2 separate regions of the Mus musculus genome follow, and region 2 is linked to region 1. The links are chromatin loops, found by intact Hi-C in ENCODE. Cell type or tissue: left cerebral cortex. All regions are shown on one strand. Links, peaks and the distances in the headings refer to the core of each region. The heading gives the core; the rest is flanking DNA. Region 1 overlaps Grm2 (glutamate receptor, metabotropic 2). Region 2 overlaps Gm39420 (a long non-coding RNA gene).

The links. A loop is a pair of places that touch in the nucleus more often than their neighbours do. Peaks named below come from ENCODE experiments on the same cell type or tissue, not always from the same donor. Only the 100,000 strongest peaks of a DNase experiment are listed, where the experiment ranks them.
Region 2: a loop joins it to region 1, with 6 times the contacts of the local background. A loop is called at or near these places in 23 of 42 quality-filtered maps.

Annotation. Positions count from the first base shown.
Region 1 is chr9:106,650,555-106,655,932 of GRCm38, forward strand. Grm2 (glutamate receptor, metabotropic 2) reads right to left here. Exons shown (of 6, transcript NM_001160353.1): 2 at 3,285-3,870; 3 at 1-679. The coding sequence starts at 3,734. Among named protein-coding and RNA genes, the nearest start is that of Grm2, 2.9 kb to the right of the region's middle. In left cerebral cortex, for the core only: a CTCF peak has its summit at 2,370 (motif pointing left); a DNase peak (open chromatin) is centred at 2,399; H3K4me3 peaks cover 2,940 bases; H3K27ac peaks cover 1,994 bases.
Region 2 is chr9:106,598,287-106,603,664 of GRCm38, forward strand. All of the region lies in intron 2 of Gm39420 (a long non-coding RNA gene), which reads right to left. Among named protein-coding and RNA genes, the nearest start is that of Gm39421, 21 kb to the left of the region's middle. In left cerebral cortex, for the core only: CTCF peaks have their summits at 417 and 2,461 (motif pointing right); DNase peaks (open chromatin) are centred at 2,461 and 3,765.

The DNA.
Region 1 (5,378 bases), core at 162-5,161:
TTGACTCCTGTTCAAAGGGTACGGCCCGCAGAGAGTGGGCGGCGCAGTCTCGCTGCCGGAAGCTGCAACGGAACCTCTCCTCCCAGAACTCACGGAACCAAGGGTTCCTGCTGTTGTTCCAGGGATCCAAGTTCTGGAAGTAGGAGGCAAAGTCACTGATGGGGTAGGAGGCCAGCTCAATGGTGATGGCGCCCTCGGCAGCCCTTTCACTGCCTGCCACCACGCTCTCTAGGGCCCCCCAGCCGTCGCTGGCTACCCAGGTGAAGCTGGCGTTGAGACGCTGGGTGGCTGCAAGCAGCTCACGGGCATCCTCTGACCGGGTGAAGAGCACAGCCACACGGGCGCTGGGCTTCTGCAACAGGGCTCGCACCACACCCTCGAAGGCTGCGCGGCTCATGGCACGGCCCACCTTCTCCGAAGTGGCCACGCAGATGTTGCGTGCCCGAGCCTCGAGCTCGAAGGCCTCAATGCCTGTCTCTCCATAGTCACCCTCAGATGCCACCGTAGACACATACGTCCAGTTGAAAAAGCGGAGAATCTCAGCCATGGCCTTGGCTTGGAAGAAGTCTGGGGGCACGGTGCGAGCAAAGTAATCATAACGGGACTTGTCGCTCAGCTTGGCGCTGGTGGAGGCATAGCTGATCTGTGGGATCTGGAACAGCCGCAGGAGATTGGCCACCTGGGCAAGGGTAGGGAGCAGAAAGGTCAGAGACCAGAGTGAAGCAAGCATTAGTCAGGTGCATCCCCCATACCTATGGAACCTGGGGACCACAGGTCAGTTCTGAGAGGTCCCTACCTGTAAAGACCTGAGTCTGAACTTGATGTGTCTTCTAGCTGAGGATAGAGGGTTTCTTTCCTCCCTTAAGGATTGAGGGGGAGAACACCCAGGACCATGTGCTGCATCCGAACCAGATGCAGGGCAAGGGGAACAAAGAATGGCCTGGGATGGAGAGAGATTAGCACTTGGCTGCACCAGCATAAAGAGACAGCAGGAGTCATCTGGGATACTCAAAGATGCCAATCTCTCTCTCTCTCTCTCTCTCTCTCTCTCTCTCTCTCTCTCTCTCTCTCTCTCTCTCTCTCTCTCAGTGTGTGTGTGTGTGTGTGTGTTTAGTACAGGCAGTCCTTCTTTAGTGACAATTTTCATGGGAAGTTGGACAAAAGTCACCCCAGGAAGAAAGGCTTAGATCCAAGGGTCACAGAGCCTTGGAAGCCCAAGTTGGTCTCCATTGGATGCCCAATCCTAAAGTGAACAAGGGTTCTCTACTCTACCACTCACTGCATAACACCTCATTTCTTAACTTTTGGTCCCTATAGCCAGGAAAATGGGGTTCATCTGAGAGCCCCAGATGGTGGGTAAATGAAAGCACAGGCCCTACAGAAGAGGGCTATGACCCCACAACTGGGATATAGGCTCTCCAATGGTCTAGAGTTTAAATATTCATCTCCTCACACATTTTCTCCCTCCGTACCCCTCTAATAAAAATCTCCCTGCACTGTGGGATTCTCATGTTTGAATCACAAGCTACAGGGATCTATGTGGCGGCACCAGTGTCTAGCATGCGGGAGTTGACAGCGATATGTGCAAGATAGAGGTGGCTGGAATGAGGGGGACACATTCATGGGCCAGCAGAATCTGAGGACTAAAAACTGAGCCTCTGCTGACCAGGCTGGGGTGGGGGGGGAGCAGCCTTGACTCTAAAGGGTGACCCTGCTAGAGAAAGAGGTGGCTTGAGATAGCAAAGTGACTATGCTTCTAGATACACACATGCGCGCGCGCGCGCGCACACACACACACACACACACACACACACACACACACACACACGGGGCCCTAGGGAAAACTGTGAAAGGGGGTTGCTGGTAAAGCACTCCAGAGTCCTCTGAAGACAGCCATAGGAGGCTACCCACCTGTCCCCGTCAAAGCCAAGGCTACAGACGCTGCCACAGCCACACCCATCTCAGCAGCTACTTAACCACCTCTAGCAGTTGGGATTAGCAGGACAGGTAATTGAGTTCCCACCTATATCCCATGGTTCTTGATTAGGGTTCATCTCTCCTAAACCATCAACCGAGGTCAGGGCCTAAGTCCCACTTCTGCAGCAATGACCTCAGCCAATCTCCTAAGGAAACTGAGGCTCTCTCTCACCGAGGTCCCCAGATAGCCCTGGGGCCCTGATTCCAGTTCTGCTCTGATCTCTCTGCACCTACACTAGACACAGACAGGAGAGGACATGGGTGAGAGGAGACCCAGTCAGGAAGGGGGAAAGATCCCACCTAGGCCAAAGCTGCCAAGTGAGCCCAGAGAGTAGAGAAGAAAGTCAGCCAGGGCCATAGTGGGAGCCTAGCAGAGCACCCTCTGCTGACCCCTTGTGGAAAATCAGGTGCTAGTGGTGGTGTCCCTTCCTCTTCCCTCAAATTCTGCATCACTTGAAGATCTTAGGGTGCCCTTCCCATCAATGCTCCCCCCAACTTCTCTTCCTCCTGGACCCAATGCCTTGTTTCTTTGGCTGCTCCTGGCTTCTATTTGTCTACTCTGTCAAGTCCAGACAGAAGCGGTCTGAGTAGGGTTTGAGCCCTGATTTCTCCTGAAACTCCTGCTTCCTGCTTTGCACATTGATTTATGAGCTGCTTCTCTCTGAAGCTCCTTCCTTGTCTATAAAATGGGTTAATACTGACGGCAGCTCATCCCGACTGTGCCCTTATGACCTGCCTGGCTCTTTGATACATGCTTGTCCTCTCATTAAATTTCTACTGGGAACCTAAAAGTAGAAAGTATTATTAATCCTATTTTATAAAAAGGGAAGCTGAGACATAGAGAAAAAAAAGAAAGAAAGAAAGAAAGAAAGAAAGAAAGAAAGAAAGGAAGAAAGAAAGGAAGGAAGGAAGAAAGATCTTGCCCAGAGTCATGTACGATGGGAGCCAGAATTCAGTCCTGAAGGCTGATTTCAGAAGCCGCCTCATAAGCCTTTTGGGACATTGAATATCAGGTGTGTGTGTGTGTGTGTGTGTGTGTGTGTGTGTGTGTGTGTGTGTGTGTGTGTGTGTAACATGATGGCTCTGTTTTCTCTCCTTTCCCCACAAGAGAAGTTTCTCTTACACATTCTCTAGAAACCAACCCTATTATATGGCCAGGGAACTTTCTGGCCATCTTATAAGAAGCTACTGAAAGAAAGATGCACCCTTTTCGATGCACCTGTCCTGGAAGTCCCTACTCATCAGGATCACTGGTTCACCCTTTCCAGCCTCACTTCCTAGTGCCCATTTGGGTGATTCCCACCTACCTGGATGGAGACATCACTGTAGGAGCCGCCAATGACACCGGTGATAGCTGTGGGAGCATCACTGAGAGTAGCATAGGAGCCGTCAGGACAGATGTGGCGTGAGCCATCAGCCCCACGGCTGAGTGAGGCACGCACAAAGTCCAGGGCCTGCTCCAGGGCGTGTGTATCCTTGGAGCAGCTGTCGAGGATGTGCGCGCCCAAACGCACCCCAGGCAGCAGATGGGGGTCGCGGTTGATGCGGTCCAGTGCAAAAAGCATGGCCTCTAGGCGCTGTATGCCACGGTGCTCATTAACAGGTCCACACTCCTCTGCTGGGCCACCCTTCTGGTGCACTGGGAACAGCCCACCCAGCACCAGGTCCCCCTCCAGGGTCAGCACCTTCTTGGCCGGGCCCTCGGCCACAGCACCCCGCAGCAGCAGCAGTGCCAGGAACCTAAGCAGGGATTCCATGGCCCCCCAAGGGACGGCTAGGTCCAGCAGACTGGGGTCTTCGAGGGGTGAGGACAGAAGCGGCAAAGGCAAAGAAAGGAGCAAACAGGGGCCGGGAAAGGACAGACAGGAAGAGAGATGAGAAGGGGGCCAGCTCCTGCAGAGAGATAGAGAGACAGACAAACAGGGAAGAGAGAGTAGAACCAAAGAGTGGCTGCCCCCTTTTATTTCCAGCTTCCCCTCTGACTCTGTACCTCCCCACGTCCCCTTCCCAGGTACTCAGGAGTCATGAGGAGGGTGGTGATGTCACTGACTCGGCTGAGAAACTCCTGGGCTACCCCCAAAGGTCTGTGTCTCGGCTTTGCCCTAATCTTGCCTAAAGATGGGCTCTGGGCCCCTACCAAACTCAGCAGAAGACAGGGAGGGTGCGAGTGGGGACCCAGGCAGAGGGCAGGGGTTCCAGCCATTGCCAAATCCTACATAAACCAACGGGCCTACACAAACCTCCTAGGAGACCAATACTGTAGTAGCTGAGGCCGTAGCAGTTACACACTCAGGGGTCTGGCTCCCATTCTGAGCCTTGGATTCCCAGAGTAGGGACATTGAAAGACCCACCACAGAGAGGGGGGAGTCTCTATGGGATAGTTTCTAGCCCAAGAGAAACTAGAGCCCAGGTGGACACCCAGGGTCCTAGACTATGGTTCTTAAAGGGCCAGCCCTCAAAGTCTCCTGATTGAGAACGGAAAGGAGATCCTCACTCATCCCAGTGAGACAGCAAGGTGGAGGGGCTGGCCTCAGAGAAGGTGCCATGTAGTTAAAGGTCTTATGTCAGCAGAGTAAATAGATATGGATGGATATATATGCATGCCATAGATGGGGGTCAGTTAACCCGGTGAGACCTCTGAACAGTACTGGAGCTGAGTTGTGGGTGCCCTAGCTTTTCATAGGAGGCTGCTGGAGACTTAGCGTCTGTCTCTCTTCACTCACTCCAAACCCAGCAGACAATCACTTCCAGCCTTCCCTTTCTCAGCCTTTGACTGACCTTAGAGTTCTGCTCCCATCTTCTTTACCCTGCATCTGATCTAATCTGTACCTAACGATCCACCTTACATTAACCCTACACAGACAGGCTCTTGAAATCATGCAGACTGGGAGAGGGGCATATCGTTCCTTGGGATTGGTAAGGAACTACAGCTGAAGAGAACAGCAACTACTTCAAGGACCCCCGTCCTGGCCACAGCGACTACAGCTTCTCACTGGACTAGTCTGCTGGTGTCAGGGCAGAGGCTGGGAAGCCTGAGAGGACCCCAAAGAAGCAGCTCAGCCAGGCAAACAGGAGAGAGGATCAGGGTTGAAGACTAACACAGATGGGGCAGCCAGGGGAGGCTCTGATGGACTCTGAGGCAGGGAAGGAGGCAGAACCTGGGAGTCCAGCAGCCGAGGGGCAGGACCACAAATATCTGATGAGAGGACAAGCAAGCCTGAGAGGCTGAGACAAAGACAGAGACACAGACAGAAAGAAGGACCAGAGGACGCTGGAGCAGGAGGAACTGGAAAGCGCGATGCAGGGCGTGCGTTCTCTTGGGAAGAAAGGCGGGGTGCCCGGGACGGTCTTCCCGCTTCCCGGAGCTCCCAGAAAGCGCTGTCTGGACGTCTCGGCCCGGG
Region 2 (5,378 bases), core at 203-5,202, 52 kb before region 1:
CGCTGGGTTTCCTCAGCCTGATAGAAAATATGGGCCAAGTTGCGTGGCATCTCCTCCGAGACCCAGCAACTCCTCACACATGCAGACTCGCGTCTCTGTTCCTTCCTGGAGTACAAAGAGCTGCCAGAGAACATGATCAAGGTGTGCACAGTTCGGCGTCTCACTGGCCTTTTACGTCCTAGGCGACAGGCTTGTGGTCAGCATTACAACCATAACTCTGCTGGTTTAGGGGATCCGCAGTGATCAGGAAGAATCATTGGTCTGTGGTGTCCAGTTCTCTGGGCACAGATACACAACAGGAGAAAGTCAAGGACAAGGACTAAGTGACCCAATCCATGAAAATGCTGTGGGACACTTTAGATTCAGATCTTTCATGTGGTTCTCAGCTCGGACAACAGAGGGCCTCAGTGACCCACCGTCCCACATGCCCGTGGGATGCCCTGCTGCTGGGGAGACGGGGATGTTTCCTTGCTGGGAGCCAGTTCTAGACTATAGCTAAGAGGTATAGATCCTGCTGCTGTATCCTGATGGGGTGGGTCAGAAAGCCCCAGGCTCCCTCTAAGACCCGAGAGGAGATGAAAAATTGTCCCGACAGCCTTCTGCCTCTCCTGGGCCAGAAAGATGCCAGGAATTCTATCAATACAGATATGAGCTCCAGCGTGTGTGGTCAAGTGCAACGTTGCCACAGCAAAGCCTTTTTTTTTTCTTCTTTTTTTTCAGCAACCCCATCCCTGATTCATATATCTAGCTGAGACTTCTCAGGACCCGAGGCTACTCCACCACAGAATCCAATTAATTGTACAGCCTGGGACCTGAGAGGTCCATTTTATGTTTGGGGTAACATTAAGAGTGACAGTTACTATGACTCCTGCCAGAGCATATACAAACAAGCCAGTAAATATGGCAGTGATCCAGATAGGGCCAGAGATATTGGTGACAGTACCCCCAACACACACACCTCAACCAGACTCAGGAAAGACCAGGGCAACGCCATCAATGTACCTCACACAAGAAAGATTAAGACAGTGAGCAATCTGAGAACCATACAAAGGGATCTAACCAAACCATAACAGGACCAGGCTAAAAAGAATCACACCAGTGTCCCCAAAGTTGATCTCATTTTGCCCTCTTGGATATGCTCTGTTTCTTGCTAGCTATTGGGTGGTTTTGAGAGCTTTCAGACTGAAATATGTCATTGGTCAGTAAGGGATGGCTTCCGTATGATTAAGGTAGCTATGGTATTCCTCACACAGGCTGGACACGGCTGGACATGGCCATCTTCCAGTTGTCTGCTCCCTTCCCTTCTTCACCCCTTTGAAGTGTCCTTCACCAAATGGATGAAACTGAGGTCTCCTCTCCATCCTAGCATCCTCCCCCACTCCCATCTCTGCTCGGTTCATCTCTGCACCCAGCACTGTCTGCAGCTGCTAGAATCTTGCCTGTGTTGTCACTGCTGTGACCCCAGCCCCTGCAATGGTATCCGGAACATAATGAGTGCTCACTAAATAAGTATTGCGTGAATACATTTGTCTGAGCCAGTTAAATAAATCAACCTTCATGTTCTCAGCACAGACCTCGAAGTCACAGATCATAGACACATGCCTGTCCTTGGTCAGAGAGCGTTGGTCAGAGAGCGTAGTCATGGTTTCCAAGCAACACTAAGCTCAGAACTTCTGTTCTGGAGGGTTGTTCATCTTTCAGAAAGTGTTGAAACCCTGTTGTAGGCAAATATCGCAGGCAAACAGGACTGGCAAAGCCCTACCTTAACATGGACTGAGATTACCTTCCTGTGAGTGACAGGTATATATATATTTCCCCCTGTGTTCCGGTTCCATTTCTGTTGTGGTGGTAAAATACTCTGTCCAAAAGCAACTTAGGGAAGAAAGGTTTATTTTAGGCCACAAACCCAAGCCACACTGCATCACTGAGGAAAGTCAGGGCAGGAATTTGAAGGCAGCCTGCTTGCTCTTCCACACAGCATCACCTCCAACCAAAGGTCTTGTTTCACTGCAAACAAGTGTAGCAGGAACCATGGAGACTGAAACTTGCTGGTTCACAGGCAGGCTTATTCTCAGCTAGCCTTTTCTACTCTTTAGGACCCCTGTGCAGGGACTAGTGCCGCCCACGGTGAACTGGCCCCTCCTACATCAGTTAACAATTGAGACCACCCCCACAGACATATCTGCAGGCCAATCTGATCTAGGCCACCCTTCAAGTTAGGGTCTCCTCTTAGAGGACTCTGCTAAGTTGACATTTATAGCTAACCAGGATCCCATGACCGTTTGTGACTGCCACGAGCCAACAAAGAGGGCATCATTAGTCTTACCAATGTTACCCTTACCAGCATGGGCCCTTTGTCTAAAAAGATTCCAACGAATCCCAGGCCTGAAACCAACCTGTTCCAAACCAGCAGAAGCAAACAACAAATCTTGCTGCTGCCGTTGGTGCGGCTTCTATTTTTGCATCCCCTAGAGGGCGCTCTTCACCAGCCAAATCAAGACTTGCTGGGCAACGCGTACTTTGATTTCCTTTATGTGGGTTTTGTCAAAAGGGAAATTGTTTACTCATTGAAATGTAGAGTTGATGATAAAAATATATTGTTTGAAATTCTCAGAGAATAAATAAAAACATAAGAAGAAACATTAAAACACCCCCCCCCCCAAAAAAAAAAAACAAAACAAAACCTCAAGCCTCCCGGTAGTGGCGCATGCCTTTAATCCTGGCACTCAGGAGGCAGAGGCAGGCAGATCCCTGCCTGAGTTCAAAGCCAGCCTGGTCTACAGAGTGAGTTCTACACACACACCACCACCACCATCATTATATATATATATAAATGGGGCCAAGCATGGTGGTGAAGACTTTTAATCTCAGCACTCAGGAAGCAAAGGCAGGCGAGTCTCTGTGAGTTCAAGTTCTGCCTGATACGCACAGTGAATTCCAGGTTAGCAAAGGCTACATATGAAAACTCTGTCTGTCTATGCTTAACGTTAAAATCCTAAAAGAAATTGAAAATAAGATTATAAATATTGAAGTTTAGGAAGCAGATTTCTGACTATTGACACAATATGAGAATCTAGTCTACTCATATAATCTACTGAAATCATTAAAATACTAACATATATCTGTGCAACATTTTCTTATTGGTTTGCGGAACAGTGATTATTATTATTTTTTACACACATTCAGTTGTGTTATACTTTATTTTTTTAATATTTAATATTTTTATTTCATGGAACAGTGATTATTAATAGGCAATATGGAACCTTCTACCCAGACTTCAGTAAAAGCCTTTTCTCAATGGCTGGATGTGGCTGGAAAGCCAATGTCTTGAATTAGGAAGTAGAAGCAGTGCTCCTTCACCGTGCTCCCTCCCCATGCTCCCTCCTCTGTTTCCTCACTGTGCTCCCTCTCTGTGCTCCCTCCCTGTGCTCCCTTCTTCCCCTAGAAGTCTGAAGGAAGGGCTGCTCCAGATCCAGCAGCCATTACAATTAGCAGAGAAGGCAACTGAGTCTAAACTGCAGATCATCAGATCACTTTGGGTCAGAGGTTCTACCAAGACATCCCAAATTAAAAGAAGAGAAATCAACTGTCTAGTCCAAAACACGAACAGACAGTTCCACAGAAAAAGAAAGAGCTGGAGAAAAATATCCTGAACATATGTAAGGATGCTTAATTCGTCCATAAAAAAAATAAAAATAAAAATAAAGGAACATATTGGTGACAGGTCCTCTGCGTTGGCAAGGGTGGAGAGAAAGAAGCAGCAGTATATAGTGTGGCTCAGAATTTAAATTGGCAAAAGTCTTTGAATAACAGTTTGACAGCATCTACCAAGCACAAAAATGCAGCAACTACTTGCTATAGTTATTCTACCAATGGGATTTTCCCCACAGAAATATTGTCAACAGGGTATGGTGACACATGCCAGCTGTTTGAGAAGTTGAGGCAGGTGGATCGTAAGTTCAAAATTTCAACGTGACAAGATGAAAAGTTAGTACGTACTTGACATTAAACTCAGATTAGGAAATACAAACATAGGGGCTGGTCAGAATTATCTTGTCTACACATAGAAATATTGGCCCCTAAATCCATGGTAGTTTCAACTACTAAGCCAATGAATATGATTTCTCTTACCAATACTTGTAGAATGACCATTGTAATCACAAACAACATATCCTGGTTCATATGCATTTAAGTAGGAACATACACAGACTGATGTAATGTTCAGTCACTCACCAAATGTTAGGGTGTCTGGTGATCAGGCCCAGAAAACAGGCAGATCAACAGAAGTCGCCTATCCATGGCGACAGATAACACTGTCACTGTGCCAACTGTTCAGGGAACTACCACCAACGCTACCACTCTGGATCCCACGCTCAGACCAGAAATCTCTCAAAGGAACATGTGATTGGTCAAACCTGGTCTCATGTCCACTGAAGAAAACAAAAGACCAGCAGGAGTTTCAGATCTGTAGCTGGAGATAGATTGTCTCTTATCAACAGAGGTAAGATGGGTAGTCCCCACTACATGGGGAAGGGCTCAAGTGTCAGGTATCATAAAACATGATTCATGTCCACTATTGTAATGAAGACTACTGTAGAAATCTATCAATGCAATCTGTCATGTTAACACATCAACAAAAAACCAAGCAAACCAAACCAAACCAAACCAAACCAAACCAAACCAAACCAAACCAAAACAAAACAAAACAAAACAAAACAAAACAAAACAAAACAAAAACAGTAGGTAGTCTTCTCCAAGGCTGCAAAAAGCCATTTTTTAGGGAAGAAAATAAACTTTTTTAATTAAAACTTTATCATAAAGCCTGGGTAGAGAGAGGGAGGAAAAAGAAGATCCAGAAAATCTGTTCAGAACGTCAGCTCTTTAACGTACTTGCCCACAGAATATTAAGACAGTTCCTGTGTGCTTGGATACCACAAGATATTTTAAAGCAATATAAAAATAGCTTTATGGGCTGGAGAGATGGCACAGTGGTTAATAACACTGACTGCTCTTCCAGAGGTCCTGAGTTCAAATCCCAGCAACCACATGGTGACTCACAACCATCTGTAATGGGATCCAATACCCACTTCTGGTGTGTCTGAAGACAGCTATCGTGTTCTCACATACATAAAATAAATAAAATAGATCCCTAAAATAGTTTTATAAGTATGTCTGCTAACCATATCCTATAAAATCACAATAAAACAATTTAAAACTCAATATCTTTCCTCACTGGAAAGGAAACCCTGATAGATGAAGTCCAAGTGGATTATCAGAAGCCCATGAATATGGAACAAACAAACCCCCACCCCATCAGTCCCAGGAACAGGCAGGGACTCCACTTCTAAATGCTTTCAGTAATGTGGAAGAACAAAAGG